Regions from separate parts of the Mus musculus genome. Here all the other regions are linked to region 1. A link is a loop called in an ENCODE intact Hi-C map of the cell type or tissue named here. Cell type or tissue: left cerebral cortex. All regions are shown on one strand.

The links. Hi-C counts contacts between places; a loop is a spot of excess contacts. Peaks named below come from ENCODE experiments on the same cell type or tissue, not always from the same donor. Only the 100,000 strongest peaks of a DNase experiment are listed, where the experiment ranks them.
Region 2: a loop joins it to region 1, with 5 times the contacts of the local background. A loop is called at or near these places in 7 of 42 quality-filtered maps.
Region 3: it touches region 1 in a loop (6-fold over the local background); 3 of 42 quality-filtered maps call a loop at or near these places.

Annotation. Positions count from the first base shown.
Region 1 is chr3:35,336,363-35,344,362 of GRCm38, reverse strand. Gm38512 (a long non-coding RNA gene) reads left to right here. Exons shown (of 3, transcript XR_389676.2): 2 at 4,549-4,677; 3 at 6,461-6,663. Among named protein-coding and RNA genes, the nearest start is that of Gm35425, 22 kb to the right of the region's middle. In left cerebral cortex, a CTCF peak has its summit at 3,377; DNase peaks (open chromatin) are centred at 1,130, 1,643, 2,359 and 3,013; H3K4me3 peaks cover 1,027 bases; H3K27ac peaks cover 2,372 bases.
Region 2 is chr3:34,653,314-34,661,313 of GRCm38, reverse strand. All of the region lies in intron 4 of Sox2ot (SOX2 overlapping transcript (non-protein coding)), which reads right to left. Among named protein-coding and RNA genes, the nearest start is that of Sox2, 7.3 kb to the right of the region's middle. RefSeq lists enhancers at 7,230-7,310, 7,218-7,599. In left cerebral cortex, no CTCF peak of the experiment used is centred here; DNase peaks (open chromatin) are centred at 1,293, 4,136, 4,437, 7,602 and 2 more places; H3K4me3 peaks cover 3,718 bases; H3K27ac peaks cover 6,637 bases.
Region 3 is chr3:35,471,253-35,479,252 of GRCm38, reverse strand. No RefSeq gene overlaps it. Among named protein-coding and RNA genes, the nearest start is that of Gm38512, 69 kb to the right of the region's middle. In left cerebral cortex, no CTCF peak of the experiment used is centred here; DNase peaks (open chromatin) are centred at 3,679, 4,409 and 4,619.

The DNA of each region.
Region 1 (8,000 bases):
ATCTTTCCTCAAACTCCACCCACTCTGCTTTTGGAGACAGGGTCTTTGACTGTCTCTGTCTCCCCAGCAGGCCTGGCACTCTAAGTGCACACCCCACAGCCTGGTTTTCCCTGTGGGTTCTGAGAACCATGCCCTAGTCCTCAGGGTTTCTGGGTAAGAGCTGCCTCCCCAGCTTTCCATTCTCTGATGATGTTGCCCTGAAGGAATGGCTGCCCAGGGCACTGACCACTCTTCTCTGACTGGGTGGTCACAGCTCTGCTGACATTTTGGCATCATCCGCATGCTCCTGCACTGCCCCCATCACATTGCATCACTGTTATTAACTCCTCTGCACTGGAGTGCTGCCGGGAGGGAATGAGCCCACCGAGAGAGCTCTCCATGCTATACCGAGTTGCCCAGCACAAAGCAGGCGCTCAGGAAACAGTGACACTAATGACCAAGTAGTTAAGTGAATCTTTGCATCTTAAACCTTGTTTGACAGATTACACCATCGCCTTTAAAGAATGATTTTTGAACCATAAGTTCTGGAAGACATCATAGTCTGTGTTCTACTGAGTCACAATGCATATCATTTTATTACTTACTCTGAGATATTTTAAAGTAAAATTTATTCAACTTGGTGCTATCCAGATATATTTGCTTCTGATGGTGAAATCATGTTCAGTGGCACAGAGAAAACATGCCTTTAAAGTTGAGTAAGAATACGAACTTGCTAGTCCTGGGTATATGCTGAGCTATCCACAAGACCAGTTTGAAAGGAGATGGGCTAATGTGGAAAGATTTGAAAACTCTTGCAGTGACAACTGGGAGGACACACTGGACCTGACTGGAGGGTGGCAATGAAGAACCATGCTTTTCCATTCTCCACCTACCAGAGAGAGCTCCAGCTGCCTGCACTGACCTCCTGTGTGGTGAGGCAGGTTGGAGGAGCTCAGGCACACTTAACAAATGCTTCTGGTTCTGGGGATGAGAGAGCTGCTGGGTGTGTCCTCCTGGGGTTGTGACGACAGTGTGGGGAAGGACAGACACCCCACACCTACGCCTTTCCACTTTGCACTGGGCCAAAGTATTTAGTCTGCTCTGTCTTGCCCACTGCTGGCCTCCTTGGGAATCTGAAGATGAGCTGGCATCTCTGCAGCTGTCTTGAAGAGCTCGAAGGCCCAGAGAGAAGAAGTGACTTTGGGATGGACCCTGGGAGTGGACCCTGGGAGTTGAGCTTCCTGCCTTCCAGTTTAAGGTCTTCCATATTTCTGCTGGTGAAGAGTGCATGGGTTTGGCCTCACTCTGCAGGGGAATGGTGGCTTGGTCCTTTCTTGGTAGAGCTGCCAGAAGAGAGCTGTGGAGAACGCCAGGCCTTCCTTCCTTCACCACACACACACACACACACACACACACACACACACACACACACACAGAGGTAGCCCCGCCCCACTCCATTAATAGCCCCACTCCAGTTCTCAGAGTGTGTATCTTTATTTCACAGTTTTACTGGAAGCCTACAAGCATCTCCAATGCATGCATTTCTCTAGTAGAGTTGGTCTTTCCAGTGTTCCTGGCCTAGATTCCCTTTGGAACTCTTATTTTTGGCCCAAGTTCATAGGCTTTGTAAAAAGTATAACTTCCCACATGCTGCACACTCTCCAGTTGTCAAAAACCTCCTGGAAAACAGACAAGGAGGGAGGTGTGCCGGCTTCACACGCCCACTCCTGAACTCCTGCCTCCCTCTCTGAGCTTCATTTATAGTTCCTCTCCCTAAGCAGCGCTGGGTTAGTTCATTTTCCTGTCTTACAAATCTGTAAATTTGGCTTTCTTGTTTTGCTAAATACTTTTTTTTTTAAATTGCTCTCAGAGATCCAGGTTGAGAAAATGCTTGTATTTCAAAAGGCACTTAACTCTTGATTTATCAGATGGCAGTTTAGTACTTTGTTTGGGAGAGAGTGCTAGAAGCCAAGGTCATTCAAACTCTTGTTCCTACCCTCCAAATTTCTGTTGAGGTTGCTCAGTAGGATGAATTTGAGGAAATTAGGGAAGGGGAGAGAGGAGACAGGAAGCAAGGAGGGGGAGAGAGAGAGGGGGGGCAGGAGAGAGACAGAGAGAGAGTGTGTTTCTAGTAGTTCAAACACAGAGTTTTACAAACATCTACACTTTTCAAATGTGAATTATTTTCTTTTCATTTTCTTTTCATAGCCGAGACCAGGCCAAGCTTCTCGTGAGACCCTTCTGAAAACTGAGAATCTGCTTCTCTGAAATAGCTTGGCTCAGGCTCCTCCTCCCCAAGGGCACCTGTGTTGCTTCAGTGTAGACGCAAATACACCCAATAGGTCCAGTGCTCAGAGGCCAAAGGGCAGCTAAGGGTTGAGATGACCTCTGTTCACTGCAGCGGTTAAAAACTCCTGCAGGTAAAATTTCTTGCTGTGTGTGACCTGATTTGAGGCACGGGTCTTTGTTTTCGCCGGGTGTGCTTTCCGTTTGTTTTTTGTAAACATACAGCGTTGATGCCACACTCTGCAAGGTCTGTGTATATCAATGTGTTTGTGCCAGTTGAAATAGCAAAACAAAACCAAACAAAAACGGAAAAAGCACTTCATTTAGAATTCTCTTACCCTCCGCCTGGTTGAAACAATTTGTAGAGGTGCCTCGCTAAGGGAAGGACACTGGTTCAAAAACTGTTGGAAAGAAACCGGCCAGCTCCCTCTCTCTGCACAGGTTCACAGCTTAGGAATTGAAGTTTAGGACAAACACCTAATTTTGACCAAAGGGACTTGGTTCATTTAAAAAAAAATCCCCCTGCTCTCTCTTCTGTTCAGATCTGCAAGGTTGTTTAATTGAAGTCCTGTTTTGTGGGCGCAGATGCACGAGGAGGTTGAATCATCGTCAGCCTCATTTGGTGTTCTGATGCTGTGTGTTCCTCATTATTATTCCCAGAATGTCCACTGGACCTTATGCTCCTCCTCAGGAAAACTCACAAGCATTGAGCAGTCAAAGAGTCCTTTCTTCTCCTCCCGCCCCCTCGCCCCCATCTTCGTTGAAACTTTGCCAGTATCAGATCTCACTCTGTCTGTGGCGCATTAAAATGAAGTGCCTCCCTCCCTGCAGATCCCCCAGCCTCCGCTCCGCTCTCCAGCCCCACAGTTTCTTCCTAAGTGGGTAGCCTCTTTTGCTTGCTGCGGATGAACCCCCCCCCCCCCAGTCTGGCTCCTTAGTGCTGGTTTTGGATTGGGGGGCTGTGAAGGGAGAGAAGGACCTGGCCCGAGTGCGGCAGGAGCAGCTGTGGCCACTTAGAAGCTGAAGCGCCGGACTCTGTCCCCTCCCCCCAGACTAAGGGCGCTTCACAGACTCCCCTCCTGCAATCCCGTGGGTCACCGCAGAAACCCTGACCGCTAGGGCTCAGCTTATTATTGTTGTTACAATTATTGGGTTGTTGTTTCCTTCTGATAACAAGATCTTCGGAGCAGGGGCCCCGAGAGTGAATTATGTTTTTGTAAGGTGAGCTGCCTTTCCAGAAGCAGGGCTTTCTGCCTAGCTCTCAGCCTGTCCTCCGCCCACCTCCTGCCCTTACCCCCTTGAAGGCCACTCAGGAGGTTGTACATGTGGAACTTTTGTGTGGTTCCGCAGCCTTTTATTATCCTGTGGGCCTCATCCTCTTCTTAAGAAAGAGGCGGGTGGTTAGAGCTAGTGATGAAAACGGTTTTCTTGCACACCAGCTTGCTTTCTCAAGGTTTGCATACGCCGCTGGCAGTCTCAGGACTGAAGGGTTCTTTTGTCTTTCTTTTCCTTTTGGCGCACCCGTGAGTGCTATAGTGCACAGAACAATTACTTCATGGTTTTTAGGAAGAATGGGACAGGGATGAAGAGAATGGGGCAGACACTTGTTTTTTAAATGGCATCAAGAAAGCCTAGATAATTAGGGAAAATACGTGTATTGCTGATTTAAAGCAAACCTTGTATTTTGAGGGTCCGGAAACATCCAAATAAGCGACATCAATGTCTAATTTGAAGTTTTGATATCCAAGTCTCAATTCTTACTTTTTTTAACCAAAGTTCATCTCTTCCTGACTACTCTCATGATTTTTCTACTAACTGCACAGTACCTACCCCTTTGTGTTTAAATAACATGTTTGTGATGTGGACTCAGCTTTGGATGATAAGTTATTTGCTTGAAACCAAAGCTATAAGAATATTGCTACCATAAACAATAAAGTGATTGCTCTCAAAAAAGAACATCGTGGCAAAATGTAAACATGTAGAAACACTGTTGTTAGACTCAGCACTACACCACTGTGCGTGAAGAGCCAAAGGTGCTCTCCCTACTATGTGCAGAGAGACTGAAGGACAATTCTTAAACCAATAGTGCTTACTGTGTGGTGCTGGGTCCTCCCCGTCTCTTGCATAAATCCTACTGAGGTGTGTAGTGTCATTTAAGGTGCCAGTGGTCCCAAGTCTACCATAGGCCAGTGCATGGTTCTAGAATGACTATTTCAGGGTTTTTCAAGATATATGGAATATTTCTAGCAAATGAAAGAAACAGCTGCTCTCTTGGTCTTACAGCAAGTTCCAATGTAAGAAGAAATGCAAGAGACAATAAGTTCCAAGGTCTACTCTGTGCAATGATGAAAACCCAAGATGGCAGGAGACGAAGCATTGGGAGAAAGTGCCCCAATGTCGTCAGTGCCTTAGGTGGGTATCCAGGACTAAAGTGTCATCAACGTTGAAATGCATATGCGTGTGGCATGCATGAAGGTCTGGTAGCAGAGAGCAGTGGCTAGAATCAAAGTAAAGATGAAAAGAAGAATCCTTGTCCTTAGCTCATTGGCATGAACCAGACCGCATGCTTAGCTCACCTCACCACCCTGCCCCCATCCTACTTCCACACACCACCCTGCCTCTACCCAGCCACCACCCTCCAGCCTGCACCCACCCACACTACTCTTCCTCCAACCACATCCTCAAACCACTCTGAGCCATTTTAGCTCTCAAAACCTGCCATGTTCCCCTTCCCCTTCAGTGTATGGCTTTGGAGGAATTTTGATATCCTTCCCTAAGTTTCTGTTTGCCCATCCTTAGTTGGTTAAGGGACGTTTCTCAGGGTGATGCAGTTTGTTACAAATAATTTTTTAATAATCAGTATGCTTTTCCACACTTCCCATTGAAGTTGATCTGACCATTTGCTCCAAGTACTTGGATCATTGTTTAGCAAACTTCTACTGAGGTCTTCATATAGGAAAGGCTCAGTGTGAGGGGCCAGGAGAGCTGGCTTTAGTGGTGTTTGATAAAAACCATGACAAGAGTAAGGATCAAAACATCACAGCACATATGTGGTTCCCTAAACAGCTCTGTGGTTGGGAAAGCTGGGAACCTGTAACCCAATAGTGAAGGGTGTGTGTGAAAAGGGGGCTCTAGCAGAGGGAAAGAGTAGTCCAGAAAAAACATGAAGTACCTCCAAAGAACTGGAGCTGAGTGAGATTTGAGAAGGTAAGTGGTTCGGAGTGACTGGAGGATGATGGGTGGAGATAGCATGGGAGGTGGAGGTAGCATGGTGGGTGGAGGAGGCTGGAAGAGTTGGGGGATATAAAAGAGCACCTTAAAGGAGTTGAGCTTATATAGGGTTTCAGGAACCAGAGAGGAGAGATGGCACTGGGTAGAATATGTGAGGCTGGGGTTCTAGATGTCCCAGAGGTGAGAGGAAGACTAAGCTTAAGGGTATGTGAGATGGGAGATGTGTGGCTAGCCAGGACAGGCCTTAAGCTCACAATAGCCACTAGGGTTTCATTCGGAGTATCCCAGAGGGATATAGTCCATTGGCCTGGGCGCCATGATAGTGGCTTGGGAGAGAGAGCTTGCAAAGGACAGATCAGGAATTAAGGAAACCTTTTTGCATTTCATCAAAATCAGTAATGTGTGTGTGTGTGTGTGTGTGTGTGTGTGTGCCTTCCTATGAGTGTACAGGTATGCATACCCTCTATGCAGGACAGGCACATGTGGATCCATAGGCAGATACCAAATGTCTTTCTTTGTCTGATTTATTCCTAGGAGATAAAGTCAGTTATTGAAGTGGAAGCTTGCACTTCAGGCTAAGCTGGCTTGCCAGTGAGCTCTAGAGTTCTGCTTGCCCCAGACTCCCAACGCTGGGATTAAAGGCATGTTCTCTTGCTGGGGGTTCAAACTCAGGCCCTCATGCTTGCCTAGCGAGTGTCCTTACCCACTGAGCTCTCACCTCTGGTCCCAGAGACAGTTGTTTTGAAATGTATCGAACAGCATTAAGCTTAGTGGGCTTAATCATATTCCTGTTGCACTGCCCTTCATGACTTTATCTGACCTTGACAGCTAGCTTTCTGTGTTAACGGAAATGGCCATTTCCACTGTCAGGTGTGGGGAAGACATTAATGGGAAATGACATTAGTAGGGTAGAGCACTTGACCTGAACTTCTTCATTTAATGTGATATTCCAAACTCCATGAAGTTTGTATTTTACAGATGAGAGCATTGGCTGAGATTTACAAAGAACAAACAAGTCCATAGTCAGATGCTAGAAACAATTTCAACCCAGTGCTGACTGACGACAGGGAAGAGAACCAGACTGCTAAAGTTAAGGGGGAGTCTAGTGATGAACTGTAAAAAATTAAACATTTTAAATAGAAACAACAACAAATAAAACTTGTTTTAAAAGGCTTTTTGTTTATTCATTTGTTTCTTTCTCCAACTTTCTCTTGGAATTAGAATTTTAAGGTAAAGGTTTGCTTGATTAAGATTTATAACTACATTATTTTAAGTTAAACTTAGTTTTTACTAAACAAGGAGAACCAAAAGGAAATACAAGCTGGACAATTTTTTCCATGTATTTGATATCAGTAAGCAGCTTCTATTATCACACTACACATTTGGAGGCAGTTTGCCCAAGGTACTTATTTTTAAAATTCCAGGGTTGATGTACTTCAGTCTTTAGTAGCTAGCTACTCTCATCCACCTGGAAGCAGAGTGCCTATCCCGCAGAATGTCTAATGATCACAGGAATTCAGTCTCCTCAGCCGATGACCTCATTTTATCCATCAGGAAGCCAAGAACCCAAGCAGCCAAGCAACTTTCTTGTCCAAAGCTTCAGTGTGGGTCTACATCAGGATGTCAGGACAACATCCTCCATCACAGAAGGAAGCTTAGCCCAGACAAGGCCAGGTCTGGAAACCATGCATTCCGTTATCTGTGCTCTACTGAAGTAGGGGAATAGGAAATGCAAAGTTCTAGAAATCAACAATTTATAACTTCAAATCAATTTCATGATGGCATATTGTTCTGGGTCTTCCATCCATTTTCTTCTTATTGTCACCTCTTTCTGAACCTAGCTTAAAAGAGGGAGGCATGCGACTGGAGAGATGTCTCAGAGGTTAAGAGCACTGGCTGTTCTTCCAGAGGTACTGAGTTCAATTCCCAGCAACCACATGGTGGCTCACAACCACCTATAGTGAGATCTGGTGCCCTCTTTTGGTGTGCAGGCATGTATACAGGCAGAATATTGTATACATAGTGAATAAATAAATCTTTAAAAAAAAAGAGAGAGAGAGAGGGGGAGGGAGGCCTGTATGTGGGAAATGGTAAATGACAGGTTTGGTACCATCTGGAGCCTCTCTAGTACCCACTAAACAGGGCTAGTAGAATATGTCCTGTGGATAAGATGAATAGAACTTAGTCCATCTTCCTGAACTGTTAGTTACACTCTAAGATTTTAAAGCAACTAGGTAATGTGATTGCAGTACTTAGTGAGGGAAATTTCTTTTATGCTAAAATGAACATAGTCACATCGATGAGAGGAGAGGAGCAGGGATTATTAAGTCAAACTGGAGCATCCAAAGAAATCCTCCTTTGAAGAAAGGAGGGTTCAAACTCAGGCTCTGCCTGCCCGGGCCTTCATGATGAATATCTCATGTTCACATAGGTTCGCTCCTCTTTTTTTGAGACACTCGAGGCTCTCTGATGGATAGTAGCAAAAAAAAAAATTAGTAACGCTG
Region 2 (8,000 bases), 680 kb after region 1:
CCGGAAGATACGTTAGCGCCTAAGCTGCAGGCTCTGTAGATGGGGGAATCGGAACACTTCTTCTAGGCCTAGACTTTAAGTAGGCGCCATAGGCATACCCGCCGTAAGGCCCCAAGCAAGTGAGCTTTGTCTCACTCTCAGACATCTTTTCCTGTGATTCGGGATTTTATAGAATTTGGTCTTTCCTATCAATGCCTTTCAGAACCACCCAGCGCACTCCGGCTTCTCCTCTTACCCAGAGGAGAGCAAGGGTGTCCTTCTTAGTCCCACAGAAGTGTTTAAGGGAATCATAAACAGGGTTTATTGAGGAGGGGTGTTGGAAAGTTGATGCTTTTCTTGGCTTGTTTTAACTGTGTGTAAACACTGAGTAATTTTCCTCAGCACAAACGGGAACCGTCTATTAGTTGGACCACCTTGGTGTCACCCTCTTATCACAGGCTAGGGTGGTGCTGAGGGAAGTATCTTGCCTTTCCCTAAATCTTCAGACCCAAAACTAAAACCTGGCCAAAGCGTGGGGGGAGGGCAGGGTGTTTAAAGAAGGGCCTGACTGCCAAGTTCCCAGTAGCCTCTCACACTTAAATAATTCCATTTAAAACTTGCTGCACCCGGGCCTGAGCTCACACCAGTGTGAGAGGAAAACTCTTCTAACGTCTGCTGGTTGCCAGCAAGGGCAGCTAAAGGGTGGTCGCATTTCTGTCCAGAGTTTTAAAACAGTTGCCGCCTTTCCTGACCCCCTTCTCTTCCTCCCCACCCCTCTCCCCAGTAAAACCAATTCAAAAGGGGACAGGACTGTGCTCAGCAAGATTAAGGTGCCTTCATTTGTAGGATTAGCCCTCTCATGCCGCATAATAAAATACTAGAGGTCCTTTTACATTTAAACAAATACACGAAATTCATGCCTTCTCTCCTTTCCTGTTTGATCTCACAGGACTTGCAAGACCCAGGCTTGGATCCTAAGTAGTCTCAGAAAAACTTTTAACTTAGAGTTCTCAGATCCTAGCACATCTGGGCCTCTCGAGCATTGATATTGGGTGAGAGCAGAGAGATCCGCTTACTTTTAATATCTACAGCAATAGATTTGAGTTGGGAACTCACGATTAAAAGTCTATTTGTTCCTCCCAGGGCTCATGGATTTCAATGCTGGCCATAGGAACCACAAAATGTTCATTAAAGGAACCTATGCAAGCCTACTGTATGGCCACTTTGTCGGTTCAGAACTGTGGATGGGGGAAAGTATGTGAGTGTGAGCCGATGTCACGCTGGCCACCAGTGTGTGGTCTATTGTGGGAAATGCTGCTTTTTGACTGAACAGAGGGCCCCCTCCCCCTTCCCCAGCTCTACTGCACCTGCAGTGGATGAGGGAGTCCCTGCCATTCAGCCCGTCGCAGATTGTTCAAACAGAAGACATCTCTGACAGCACTCAATTCATTACATTTCTTCCTGCTTTTCAAACCAACACACACACACAAAATGAGTATTGCCAGCCAGTGACAGCCAAAAAAAAAAAAAAAAATCTTAAAATACTTTATATGCAGCTAATTTAGAAGCTCACACAACTAACCATGAAATATTTTGTGTCCTTAACTTGGAAAGCTTCCTGGGGCTGGGTGGGGGGTGGGAGGATTACCTGCTTTTTTTTTGTTGTTTTGTTTTTTTTTTGTTGTTTTGTTTTTGTTTTTTTGTTTTCTATCGAAACCTACCTCCATAGTTTATATGGAAATAGTAAGTTTGTAGAATGACATTGCTTACAGGGTAAGGAGAACTTTCTATAGGGATCAAAGTGGAAACATGCAAGAGAGAATAGGCCCTGATTAATCTTAGCAGAAGGGCCCACTTGATACATACTCATAATTTATGCTGGGGAGCCAGCTTGCTAAGAGAGGTAGGGTACCCAAATTCCAGGAGCAAGCTGCTGAGGAGGAAAGAGGAAGTCCTGGGGCCTGAGGTAGGTGTGAGCTAAACATTTAAATCCATTTCCTGACAGCCAAGCCTTACCTCCATATGCTCAGCTTTATTTTGCCATCTTGAATTCTGAAATGATTTGCACTGATTTCACAAAGCTACCGAGAGGGTGTTTGGAAAGCTGGCGACAGAGTGTTAGCCTAGTTTACCAGAAGTTGAAGTAAACACACTCCCAGGAGATTTTAAGGCACCTTCCCTGGAGTAGAGGAGTGGAGGGAAACAAGCAGAAAGGGGACCTTGAGAGACAAGCTTGCTTCGCCACGACTGGACTGTAACCTTACGCAATAGCCCAGATTGGAACGGTGGCTGATTTCTGTCTAGTCATTATTTTGTGAGATTCTGGGGCCATATCAGAATATAAAGTTCGGTTTCAGACCATTCGCCATAGAAGGGAATCCAAAAAATGGAACGGATTTAAGGGTTGAAAAGAAATCCTGGTCAATGCACTTCTAGGAACACCAAAGGATGTCTGTCCACCAGTGAGTGGCTCTGTCCCTCTTAGACACACTCCAGCTACCAAATGGTTTTCACCTTTAACTCACTCGTGGAATGTCTATAGTCAGTGTCTGACTCAAATATGTTATTGCTCTTATTTTGAGATGGGTCTAATGGGGCTCTGGCTAAAAGCTGTGTAAACCCCCAAGAGTGGAAGGTATGGAGAACGTGGAAATGGTATGCCAGTGGTAAGCCAGAAGCAACTGTCAAAACCTCCGTGACATCAGAGCCAGAAGACTTTAGAAGTCCGAAGCTGTTGCTGGGACTCAGGAAGGCTGAAAACAGAGAAGCCACGGTCTAGAAAGGCCTCTGGCCTAATTTGATAAGAGCCTGAAGACAAAACAAAATACAGCTGACCAACTCATTCTGATCCTAGCATAAACTCTAGCTAGCAGGTCACTCAACTCTGAAAGCACACATCAAGGAAAAGAGTCCTGCTGTAGAGGTATGCAGGCCATGTGTGAGCTTATCTGGGATTACTTATAAGAGATCAGCCATTTGAATGTTGGGGTGGTCAGGGTCCTCCAAAACTGGGCCTGCTAGTATGATGGAAATCAACTTTACTGTTTTGGCCAGGAACTCTCTGGTGTTTCCTTTCCTGTATAGGCCTCGCAGAGTAGCTGCAGACCCTGACATCCCAAGTTGGGGGTAGGGGCATCTCCCCATTCTGGTCTGGCCACCAGTGGTAAAGAGTGCTAGGGGACAAGTCACTGCTCCTTCTAATACCATCAGCATTTTATTGCCCTTTGGAGGTGGGGCAACTCGTCTCAAGCGCCAATATTCTTCCTTTCAGGAAGACACACACAGATGGCAGAGTCTCAAAGTAACTTCCCAGGCTAACCCTAAGTCAGAAGGGGGGTGATAAAGAGGCAAGATGAGTGACCCCCAAGACTAACATCACTGCTTAGCACCCTAACAAGGGCCAGGACCTTTGTATACAGCTTTGAGACTGCCTTGGCACTGGTTCCCTGTCTCTCACCTTCTGTTAGACAGAGGGTTAATCTCAGGCTCCAATCAAGCCAGTAGATGTAGAGGGGTGTGTGGAGGTGGTCTTATACAGCTATCTCTTACACATCTTAGGAAGTGAAGGGCTGGTTCATCTCGACCTCCCTCCTGCCCCACCCCCCTACCAAAATAATCTCTCAAAGCCTCCCACATTTTTACCAGTCCTCTCTGGCTCAAATCTTGGGTGAGAAGAGCCCAGTATGGCTTGGCCACAGGCAAAGGACTAGGGTAAGATGTCAAGAAGACAACACCCAGGCCAACAACTTCCGATCTTGAGGGTATTAAGCCTATAGCAGCCATCTCTGAGGCCAGGAGGTCAACATATAGAGGGTTCAGGCTCCCGAGCAGGAGGCAGGGGACTCTGTAACCTAAGTCAGAAGGACTCTGTAACAGCTACACAGTACCAGAAACTCGGGCAAGTTTCTTTTGGTGCAGGGTTGCGGGGAGGGCAGAGACACTGGGAACCCCTCTGCAGCTTTTTTGGGAGTCTCGGGGGATGGGGGCCTGGCCGCAGTGACGTCAGGTCCTAGCCAGTCCAGGTTAGCTGCCGACTCCAGTCGGTACCTTGCCAGTCTCCAGGCTTTGGCCCTGCAGTCCCTTCCCTTCAGGGAGCCTGCAGGAGGCTGGAGAGCTCTCAACTCAGCCCTGCCGAACCTGGGCCTGGAGAAGCAAAAGTGGTTCAAAGCGCCGAAATCTTTATACATCCGTGTCCACTTGACTCGCTATAGACAAGCAGATGGGGTCATAAAACTAATGGCCCCTCCGAGGTTTGAATCACCTGACTTGCCTGCCAACTAGAAACACTGCCTCTAGTCCGAACGCTGGCCCAGAAGCAGCAAATAAATCTCTGCATCCCTCAAATGACAAAGATTACCGCTTGCTTTTGGAGAGGAACTGACAGCAGCGCCCAGGAAGTTAGCACTATTCCCGTTCTACCAAAGTATAAAATACAATCTATCCGGGACCGCACACAGAAAGAGTGCTCTGACTAGAGAAATCCCTGCTTACCTGCGTACTCCAGTCTCTCCAAGAGAGGTTTCGTTAGTCAAAACAAGAAAGTCGAGTCGTCCATTATTTTCTAAAGGCCACAGAAGGAAAATATCCTTGCGGAGAATAACAATACTAGAGCTGGCCAGTATCCCTAGAAAAGAAGAGGCTCCCGGCTGGTGTCACGAACACATTTCCGGGAAAGTTTTTAATAGAAAATAATTATGAAAGACGTCGACCTAATCTTGCAGTTTGAGCCTTTTCCCTGTCTTTGGAAAGCGCTGTTGAGCTTTTTATTTTAAGTTTCCAGAGGCTGTGTGCCTTTGGATATTATCCAGACTCTCACAGTAGAAGCCGGAGTGTCTCCCTTCTTCCAGGGATCCATCTCCTAGATAGAGTCCCTAGGGAGAGGCAGTCAGACATCTTTCAAGTCAGGTCAAAAAAGAAAGTGTAGAATATGAAGTCAAGCCCCAACCCCAGGCCCAGGTGGAGCCTGAAAAGAAGTCTTAGCTCCAAGAGCGAGAAGCAGCCGAAAACAAACAAAAACAAAGCAAAAAACCCCCCACAGAGATGCAAATTATTTTGAAGTAATAGTAGGGTGGGGGTATGGGGGGGGATTGTGAGCTCCAGTCTTGGCTAAAACAGTTGCAGCCAAAAGAAAAACTCCAGGAAGAAAAATATGAGTGCCTATTTTTCAAAACTTTCAAAAACAAGGAATTGGGGTGGGGGAGTTTGAAGAGAGAAAAGTGCTTCCAATCCCAAGATAGGTAGACAGACAGACTGACAGACCGATAAGAGATGCCAACTAGCAGGTGACCAGGCCACAGTCAGACCTCAATTTCAGAGCAGTTAGCTATAAACTGTGAGCAGTTGAAAAGTGTAAACCTCGCGCACACAAAGGCACGATTTAATTTCACTCTTCTAATGGTTCTAAATGAAGACCCCAGAGCCATGCAGTTTAGCAGTTGTCCTTGCCCCCCCCCCGCCCCCTCCCCCCAGGCACTGATCAGCTCCTTTTTAATGTGAGAAAGCTGGCAGCTCAAACCCAGTCAATGGAGCGCCTACAACAAAAGTTCTGCAAAGCTGAATGAATTGGGCTGTAATTACTACCCCCCAGCTTATCTCTTATTCATTCAATTTATATTATTGTGAAGGAATCTTACTCTCAAAATCATTCGATTACCATTTTACCTAGGGTCATGGAGGAACTGGCGACATGGCAGGAATGTGCCCTCCCTTACAGCCTTCAGACCAATAGGAGAAGGGGGGACCACCTTGCACCCCAATTTACTCTGCCATTACTAGAACTCAGTACTCTAAGCCCGGTGCCTTCCATTTCAAACCTTTGCTTTTATTGTCTAACAGGATACTGTACTCTACCTGTGTTCAAAGCCTGACAAGAAGGGGCTGTGAAATCCTCCGACTTTGCTATTTAGACAAGGCAGAGGTTATATGAAATACCACCCAGCCTCCCCAACATCACAAACTCTAGAAGATCTTGCTAGACATGATGATGAAACGAACATAAATTATATTGTTTTTCCTTTTAAACTAAAAATAGTTGCTGAAATAGGGAAGGGGGGAAAGGGTATTTCTCTCCCTTGGCTTTGGAAAACATTTCGTGAAAGAAAAAAAAAAAAAAAGTCAGTTTGGGCATGCCAGGGCTTCACACACCTTTCCATTTGAGATGCTGCTGATGGAGAGTCTCGGGAGGTTTCCCCACTGCAAGAATGTGTCGCTTTCCAGAAATAAGTACAGCTATTACATCCAAATCTACTAGCAGTCTAAATAATTAATTGAAGCATTGCTCTTTGACCTTGAAAAGTCCAGTAGGGACACATTTATAGTAATAATACCTCCGAATGAGCCCTTGTCAAATATTCATTTAGTGGTTAATGTGAGCCATTTTCCCCTGGGATGGTCTGTGATACCAGCTTCCCGGCATTGGCAAAGGAACCTTGTTAATCTACTCCCGCTCAGCAAAATATTTTAACACTCTTTAAGATATGGAGGGGGTGGGTATGGAAGAAAAGATGTAGTAAGAACTGGTTATATGCTCGTCCTGTTACAGATTTCTAGTCTGTGTATAAAGTCAAAGCAACACTTAAATTCCCCTCTTGACTGAAAATGAAGGCCTCACTGACCAGAATAAAATTCCTCGGAAAGAAGTCACAGGCAGCGACATCAGCAAGTCCTCTCTGGGTAGAATCATGACTTTATCTCTTTTCTTAAAAAAATGAAATTATTCTTAAAATTATTTGCTTATTAATTCTGGCCTAGTTATGCAATTGCACATCTTGAGAATGTTTTACCTAATGAAATGGGTAGCGCTGCAGTTTATCAAAGCATCTATATTTGCAAACAAAATAGTTTGGCCTCTTCTTTTAAATTATTTGGTTTGGAGATATGGTGGGATAAGAGCAAGAATGGGGCTTCTCCTTTTTTTGCAGTGATAATAACTTAAAATGAGTTCAACTATCAAAAGTTCTCTTCTGTATTGCAAAATATTTGAACCTGAGCGTCTCCCCAAAGTGTTTGATTTGGGTCAGATATGCCAAGCCCCTTCCTTGTTCCTTTAAGTTGAGAGGCTGAGTCGGGTCAATTATTGTAAATTTTATATATACCCCTAAGATATATTAATTTTCAAACATATACATTTTATACTGTCCATTGGCTGGAGTTCCGGGAATATCCTCCCCTCTCCCCCCACGCCCGTCATTTGGGTCTTTATTCAAAGTTTCTTTTATTCCTATGTGTGAGCAAGAACTGTCGACTGTGCTCATTACCACGTGAATAATCCTATATGCATCACAATGGCTGCCCGAGCCCGGGAAATTCTTTTAGAGTCTCTGCATTAATTAGAGGGGAACCTGCCTAGCTTGGACTGGGAACTGAATAAATGTCCCTTCCCAGTACCTTACCCTAAAAACGAAAATAAAGAATCAAACAACCAACTCTACACCTGAAATGAAAAGACCGAGAAGAAATATAAACACAGAAAACAGGACCTTCATAATCCTCCAAAGAACATTATTAGTAGCTCTTTAAGAAAGAAATTACTTTCTTGCAAAAGAGGCGACACAGGCCTAGAGGCTGAGAGAACTGGCGGCGGCCGGTACTCGGCTGAAGGGCAGAAAGCGCCCCGGGATCCTAACTTCTGCAGAGATGCAGCTAGTGGACGCTCTAGAAATAAGAAGCAATGCAGAACTCACAAGGACGCCCCATTTCTGGTTCTTGGTGCCTTTGGATAGAAGATGACCGAAACCAGGAGCCAATTAAAAAAAAAAAAAAAAAAAAAAAAAAAAAAAAAAAAAAAAGCAAAGCGGGCCAGCGACTTCCTCGGCTACGCTAGAGCCGCTGGTTGAACTTAAAGACCACGGCGGTTCCCCCAACTTTTCCGCTCCAACCGAGGACGTCGCCAGCCTCTTACTTTTCCTGGAGCAAAAGAAAACAGCAAATCCAATCTCCTTTCCCCACCCTCTCTCCTCCCCCTCTCTCTACTACTGTAGTAAAACAGTTAACAGATCAAAAGCACAATCATGTCCAAATGT
Region 3 (8,000 bases), 130 kb before region 1:
GCCCATCTCACACACAACATCACGGAGATCAGCCAATCACATTCACCTCACACACACACAGCATCCTGCATAGAATATTGTTCAGAAGTGTATTTTGAGTGGATAAATGACATAAAAGATGTCACAGGTTCCTTGTTGGCTTAATTTCAATAGTTATAGCTAAGGTCTCACAGTGTATAATAACACTGTCAAAAATAATTATCCATGTATGTATTTACTTAAGTCTTGCTTCCATAACTCTTTTCAAGTGTTTGAGTATGGGAGGGTGTTCAACAGGTCGTCGGCTCAGGGCTGATTTGCCAACATCATGAGGAGCACTCCAGAGTGAGGAGAGTTTTTTTTTTCTTTAACTTTCTGGGTTAGAGACCATTTTTCCATGTTTGTGTGAAAACTTGAGTGCTGACTCAGGATAACCCATCATTTCTACTCACCTTAGTAGCTAGCAGGTGACAGAATCCAGACTGGAATTCAGACTTGAACTCAGAATAAGTGTGGCCTCCCTGCCACACTGCTGTTTTGTGATAAGAGTGTCTATCCAGGGAATACGTAAGATAGTGATTCTGAGCAGCAACCGACATGGATGCTCTGGTTCAGCCCAGATCTCCTTAGTGGCTCATTTTACAGGTGGAGGAGCTAGGCTTGGGCTGAGGTGAGGTGACTTATCAGAGATGGCAGACCTGGTCTGTGACTGGACACCCCGTCTAGTCAGATAGCGGATTAGACAACGGTGTTTTATCACATAACTCATAAATACAGAAATCTAGCCAGTTTCCCCTAAAGAGAAGGCCTATGTATGTACACTGGAAGCAAGAACAGTGGTCCTGACCTTGAGACGATGTAGTGCTGTCTGTGTTTTATGAAGGGTCCGAGTGCCTGTCTTTCCACTCACCGACTCAGTAAGACTCAGTAAGGGAACAACACAGTTCGTTTACTTTGCTCTTTCTGAATGTCTAACCAAGCCAGCCAAGGGTGCTGAAGTCAGCCACTTCTGTACCATCTCTTGGACAGTCTCATGGGTCTGTTAGGGTTAGAGCCTCTTCCAGCTAAGGGTGTCAAGATGGTAGAGGCAAAAAGAGGATGAACAAAAACCACCATGATAACAGCAACTGAGTATTTGAGTCAGAAATGAGGAGGGTGACAGCAGAGGGCCAGACCCGAGTGGGTGATTGATGTCACCTTTTCCATAGGGCAGATGGTAGCCCGACTTCTGCTCCACAGGCAGAGGGGCGCTCTGGTTCCAGATGTTAAGTCAGCAAGTCACGTTAGAAATGTCTCTTGCTTGTTAGGGCTGGGTCCTCACGGAGAAGCTACCAGCTTCTCCAGATGTCGGGCTGATTGCTAAAGTTTCAGTCAGTTCTATGAGAGAGGATGACTCGGTTAAGTGAGGTGTAGGTATTCAAGTTGCTTCAGCTGGGGTTCTGGGAGATACAGGGGGTAAGTCAGGAGAGTCTGAACAGTCTATTCAAGGTGAAGGCCACAGCCAAGGATGGGGTGGGGGAGGGTCTAGGAGCAGAATAAGGATGAGCGTGGGCAGATTAGGGGAAACATTTCTCAGACCAGGTTGGCTCAAGGTGGATTTGTGTGCATGTGGTGGAAAGTACGTGGTCTTTCTCAGTCACTGGGCTTCCAAACCATTGCCACCAGAGTATTGTGGTCTAGCAATTTACAGACACTATGGTTATCGGATGATAGAGCCTGGTACCCCTTTAGTAGAAACATTGAGAGGTAGATGACTGGCACCTGGTGGAATGTGTTCTATTGCACTTCGTACACACGTGGTTTCTGCTCAGAGGGGCGAGGCCGTGTTTGAGAGAGAAGCACATGAGAATCACGGGGGCAGCTTGGCCTCTCCATGGAGACAGGTAGAGTCAGCAGGCAACACCAACCCTTACGGCGCCTATTCTGCAGTTTATGGCTTTACCGCTAAGGAGCAAAAAGCGATGGCGAAGTCTTGAAGTGAAAAGGTAACAAAACATTGTCTAACCTCCGTCCATATCTAGACTTTTCTAAACAAACATGGAGTCCTGAGCCGGAAGTGGGATGACCGATGTCCCTTGAAAATCTTCTTCAGTCTTTTTGTATGACACTTTATGTCCTCCCTACTAGAAATGAAGCCTGACTGGGCCATCTCCTGAGGGTGGGTCTTTGCATCCTGCCCACGTATGCATTTCTATTGCTTTCTAAGGCAGAGAGTGAGTACTCAGTTAGTTCCTGTAATGAATGAAAGAGAACAATAAAAAATGAACAGATGAGTTTGTTTTTTTTTAGTGCAGAATTCTACCAACTTTTTTTTTTAACAGATGAGTTTTTGAAACTGATGTATTTAATACTGATATTTTAAATTATTATTCTGTCTCTTTAGTGCTTCATGGTGAATCTGCTTTCTGTTTCCGCATGGGAATTTTTCAGTTGACTCTTCACTCCCTCCCCAGCTTTTCATATTTCCCCTTGGTTTGAAGACCTGGAGACCAATGGAGTCTGTCAGTAAAAGTTCTCCAATTCCTCCTTGATTATAGACCCAAGTAAAACTGCTCAAGTGGCTGGGTTCCTGACTAGTGTAGTGGGCGGGATGCATTGGTCCTTGGAATATTTGATTTGAAAGGGACAGAAGGAGTTATTGCTAAGTGGTTTTGTTCTTCTGATTTCGGGCCTGTCAGTTGGTTTGTTTTGACGTAGTGACACAGAATATGGCTAAGGCAGAAGTCTTTATCTCTGAGAAAGGCTTGAACGTTTGCAGATGAAATGTTGTGATGTGCTGAGCTGCTCAACAAACATCGGCAGGAAAGGAGGGAGGGATGTTAAAGGGGAAGAGATGAAACAAGATATAGCAATAATTATGGAAGTTAATTATGCTGGTCTTTCTTCTTTGGGAATTGCTATTTGTTTTTTCATAATAAAAAGAAGGTAAAGAAAATGTGTTTAGTTAAACTTACTCATTCTATTGCATTTTTAATGTGCTTGTGTGTGTGTACGTGTGTGCACATGTGTCCCAGCACACACAGAGCTCAGAGGACAACTTGTAGCAGTCAGTCACAACTTTCATTGTGTCAGTCCTGGATGAAACTTAGGCCATGGGCCTTGGCACATGACATCATCACACACCGAGCCATTTGGTAAGCTCCGTTTACTCATTACACACACACACACACACACACACACACACACACACACACACACACGAGGGGCAAGACATCATGCCTCCTGTTACAAAGCCAAATAATGGAGACCCTGGACAGGAAGTGTCTTATTGCCTAGTTAGATGTCCTCTATTTGGCCTCCTCTGTCTGTAGACTAACCATTGGTAGCTTCAACCTGCCAAGGTCCTTTCTGAATCTACTTCTTTCTAACCTAACATAGCTTACTCTCCTCCTGTGACTTTAATTAACAAAGAGATTCCCCAACTCCAAGTGACTATCAGAACAGAAGCCAATGTCAATATAACTCTTTGTTCTACTACATTCTTAAGGACTTAAAAGGACAACACTGTGCAGACAAACGTACCAGGAATTTCAACTAATGAACAGCCACTAACCATATCTACAGTTGAAAACAGGAAACTACACACTACAAGAGTGTCCAAATAATGTCCCCAAAGTAATTACTAATTTAAGTGTGTAATAAAATGATAAAATGCTTTGATAAGACTCTAGTCTACGAGTCTCTGGGACACTTCCAGCATCTTGGCAGGCAGCCAAAGCCTAGTGTCGCTCCTTGTTTGAAAGTCTTTTTCATCAGAATTTACCTGTGCCCAGAATGCTTGTGTACTCCTCTTAAAAGGACCAAGACCAGGGCTTGGCCTGAGGGGAGGGAACTGAGAAGCGTGTGCGTGCATGTACATGTGCGTGCGTGCATGTGTTCGAGGGTGTGTGTGTATGTGTGTGTGTGTGCACCTAAGGCTGGAAGTTGGGAGTTTACTCACTCAGGTGAGACCCTGAGGTAACTACCAGAAAGTGGTTAGCAGCTAAGGGACAGAATGGAATAGCCTGAATGCAGATCAATCAGGAGGGGGCTCTAAGTCATGTGACTGACTCAGGAGCCGGCTTTCAGAGCCCACACAACAAGCACACCCCTTTTGCAGTGGAAACCTGGGAGGCCAGGAGTGGAGATGGCTCCTGTAGACCAGAAGGCTGGAGGTGTGGGAGACTCAGAGAAGGGATTCCACAAAGAACAGGAATTCAAGAAGCACTCACTTCCTTAAACTGGCTAGGAGGCATTTTTAGATTAAGTTTAAGATGCATTACCTAAGTGATTTGTACTTCGTCAGCAAGAGAGAAGTGTTTTATCCATTTTCACCCAAACAGACCTTAGTTCATTTTGTTCCTAAGATGCTTGTCATCAGCGTAAAATTGTTTCATTGTGCGCTCGAGTTCTGGGCTGATTTGGAGCTTCTATTGGATACCAACTGTAGATTTCCGTTTTAAACGAGTTTCTCACTGAGAAATGACTAGAATGAAATCGTGTTTTGGAGAGAATCGTGTATTCATTTAAAGTTCAGGAAAACAGAAACAAAACAAAACAAACCCCTGCCTACTCCCACCCAGTGAGTAAGTCCAGGTCACCACCCCTGGAATGCTACCCTTTTGAGCTTTTGACTGGATTTGCTTCTGAGGTTAAGAGAAGTGTGTGGCAGATGTTTGGAGGCGGTTGGGGGTGAGGGTGGGGCAGGGGATGAAGAGGCTGCCAGATGTTGAGCGGGAGGGTGGGTGTGAGCATGAAAGCCTGCCAGATGTCTACAGTGCAGCCTGCCGGGCACCTGCTTCTCATGATCTCAGAGAGATGATTTATGTCCCCATCGTGGTCTCTCATAAAGGACCTCCCCTCCCCAGCGAGCACAGAATCCAGGGCTCCAGTAATGATTTTTCTGCGTGGCTTCTTGCCTAGGATTGTATCTTCTTAAAATTCCAAGTTGAGGGTTATGTGAATAAAAATATACAGTCAGCCAATATGGTCATTTGTAAATAAAAAAGGGTGTTGTGGGGTGGGGGGGAAACTTACATTTAAGTCTGTTGTCCTAAATCATAAAGACAATCACCTTTTATTTTCTATTTATTTTCTCCTTGCAACGTGGAATGGTTTGCTCTTCTCTTTCCCCACAATGGATTTAATAGGTTTATTCATCAAGTTTTCTAAAATTAGATGCCAAACTGATGTTTTTCTCCCACTGGTTAATTTTATTCTTAGCAGCACTTACATAAAGCCAGGCAGTGAAAGATATGGCAAAATTACTAACGTGCTGTGACCTGGAATGCACTGGGAATAAAATAACAATCACGAAGACTGATACACCCGAGAGACTTAAGACCGAGTGGCCTTAGGGAAACCTATTTGTGTTCTGGGCCGCATGCTTCCTGTGGTTTTTAGGAGTCTAGATTTGCCTGCTATCTGGACCAGACTCTGTTCTTGGGATAACTAAACAGAGACACAAAAGAAAATATGTGGTTCTTATAATTTGCTTGGATTCTAGGCAACTGTTGTGTTTTCTAGGACATTTGATTACAGCAGGTAAAATTCCTTTTTCAGATTTTATTTGAAAGGCTTAGAATTAAGTGTTCTTTGGGGATGTGGAAGTGAACCAAGAAACTGGGAAGGTGGAGAGAACAGCTCTGTTGGTGCTGGGGCGGGGGAGGGATGCTGAGAGCGAGATCCCCCACTTTCACAATTCCCAAGTGTGCTGTTCTCCCAGGACCACACAGGCCAGGGCTACGCATTGCTCCTGGAGATGCATCCATGCATGCAGCAAACAGCTGCCGCGTGCACCTAGTAGGCAGCTCTCATCAACTTCTGGGAATCCAGTGACAGATATCTTTCTTCTTCTAGGCACAGTATTGGGGGTGGGGGGGAAAGAGACAGACACTCCGAAGACGATTGTTGGAAAATGTAAACTCTATCAGGAGAAATAACCCTGTCTGCTGAGAGACTAGTAGAGTGTGGACTGGGGTAGATGCCATAGACAGGATCTAAAATCATCTGGGAGACCCATCTCTGGGTGTGACTGTGAGGAAGTTTCTAGATTGGGTTTACTGAGGTGGGAAGACCCACCCTAAGTGTGGGCAGCACACTCTGAACTGAAGAAAAAAGAGACAGCAGGGTGAGCACCGGCAAATGCACGGTGGCTGAATGCACGGTGGCCGGCTGCATGGAGCTTCTGCGGCCATGATGGGCGGTTCCCACAAGCCCGAGCCAGAAAACGCCCTTCCTTCCTTCCTTAAATCGCCTTTGTCAGTAACAAGGAAAATAACTAATATGGGCACTACCGTCGTTTGCTTTTCATGTCTACTTCCAGTAGCTGAATTGGGCTGGGAGGAGCAGTGGCTCGCTCTACCAAGCTGACATCATTTCCTCTGACTACTTACCCAGTAGTAGCACTTTCTGGATACTACTGTACTTCCGCTTTTTAATTTTATAAGGACCTTTATGCTCTTTTCCCGTGTTCTCTCTACTCACCTATGCTCATCCTAATTCCGTGTGAGGATTCCCTTCTCTCCACATCCTCATCACCACTGGTCTTTTTCTTTTCAATTTACTTGTTGTCGTCTTTGGGTTTTTGCTGAGGGGTGGGGCAGGGTGGTCGACTGTGAGGCACCCACAGCCGGAGCACGCTGTCCCTGAAGGAGCCTTTGTCTCTTAGACACAGGCCAGTAACTAGAGTGAGTGGTAAATGCAATTTTCGTTCGCATTTCTCTAATAACTGGTGCCTGCTGGTATTTGTATGCCTCTTTCTATGAGCCAGTCTCTGTGCTTTTTAAGAATAAACTTTTAATTTTAGATGTTTTGGGTTTGTTGAAAGACTGAATATACCACCGAGAGTTCTCGGCTCATTTCTAGTTTCCCCTATTATTGAATTAATGATACATTTGTCACAACTAAAGAGTCACTGTTGAGGTAGTAGTGTTAATTATAACTCAGATTTTAGTTATTTTCTTTTTAAAAATGTTCCTTCGCAGAGTCCACTCGGGGCATCACACTGCATTTGTCCTGCTGTCTCTTTGGGCTCCAAGGCTCAGGTTTTTTGTTTTTGGCGACCTTGATGATTTTGGGACGTACTGCTCCAGCATTTTGCAACATGCCATTCGAGGGACTCACCGGATTCTCTCTTCAGGATTCCGCTGGGGCTAGAGAATTCCAAGGCCATCGTTCTCATGACGAAATATCAAGAATGCCTGTCTGTATTGCTTCTGACATGGACTCTGCTCTCCTGGTTGAAGTGTGGCTTGTTAGGTTTCTCTGCTCCGAGGTTGGTCTTTCCTTCCTTCATTTCTCCACCATGTTCTACAGAGAGAAGCAACTACAAAGTCTGTACTTACCTGTGGCCCTCAGGGTGTAACATCTACACAGACAGTCACTTTTCTGAAAGAACGTTTGAGAAGCCTTCCCTTTTTCTTTCTTCCTTGTACAGCAAGCTTTCACTGGCTGTTGAATGTGTGAACTGCTTCTCTTTGCCTCTGGAGTTCTGTGACTACCAACACGTTTCTCCACACCTGGCTTTCTTTTCATTTTTTTATTCAGTCGTTTGTATCAGGAATGGCACAGAGATATATTGCTTTATTTTTCTTATTTGAACTATCATCCAATACCACTTAGTTTTGTTTCAGTTGTCCCTGGGCCATTGGATGCTATGTAGTTTTATATTGTGTTGCTTAGGCACAAGCGCATTGCTGTGTCTATCTATGCTTTCTCATTATAAGTTTTCTCTTTTCTTTTGTTTTCAGCTCAAGGTACAGTTCAGCAATAGAGCATCAACCTAGCACGTACAAGCCTGGATGATTCCTGGAAACATACTCAGACAGAGAGGAAAAAATGAAATGGAAGAAAGGAAGGAAGGAAGGAAGGAAGGAAGGAAGGAAGGAAGGAAGGAAGGAAAAAAGCAAGGAAGGAGAGAAAGAAGAAAGAGTAAGCTACCAGGTGGGGCTTTCCTCTGTCTATTACTACAGAATAGTTCAAGTTCTTCCTGCTTGTTTCCAGTGTTAGCCCTAGCCTGAGCATCTCTAAACAGCCTTGTC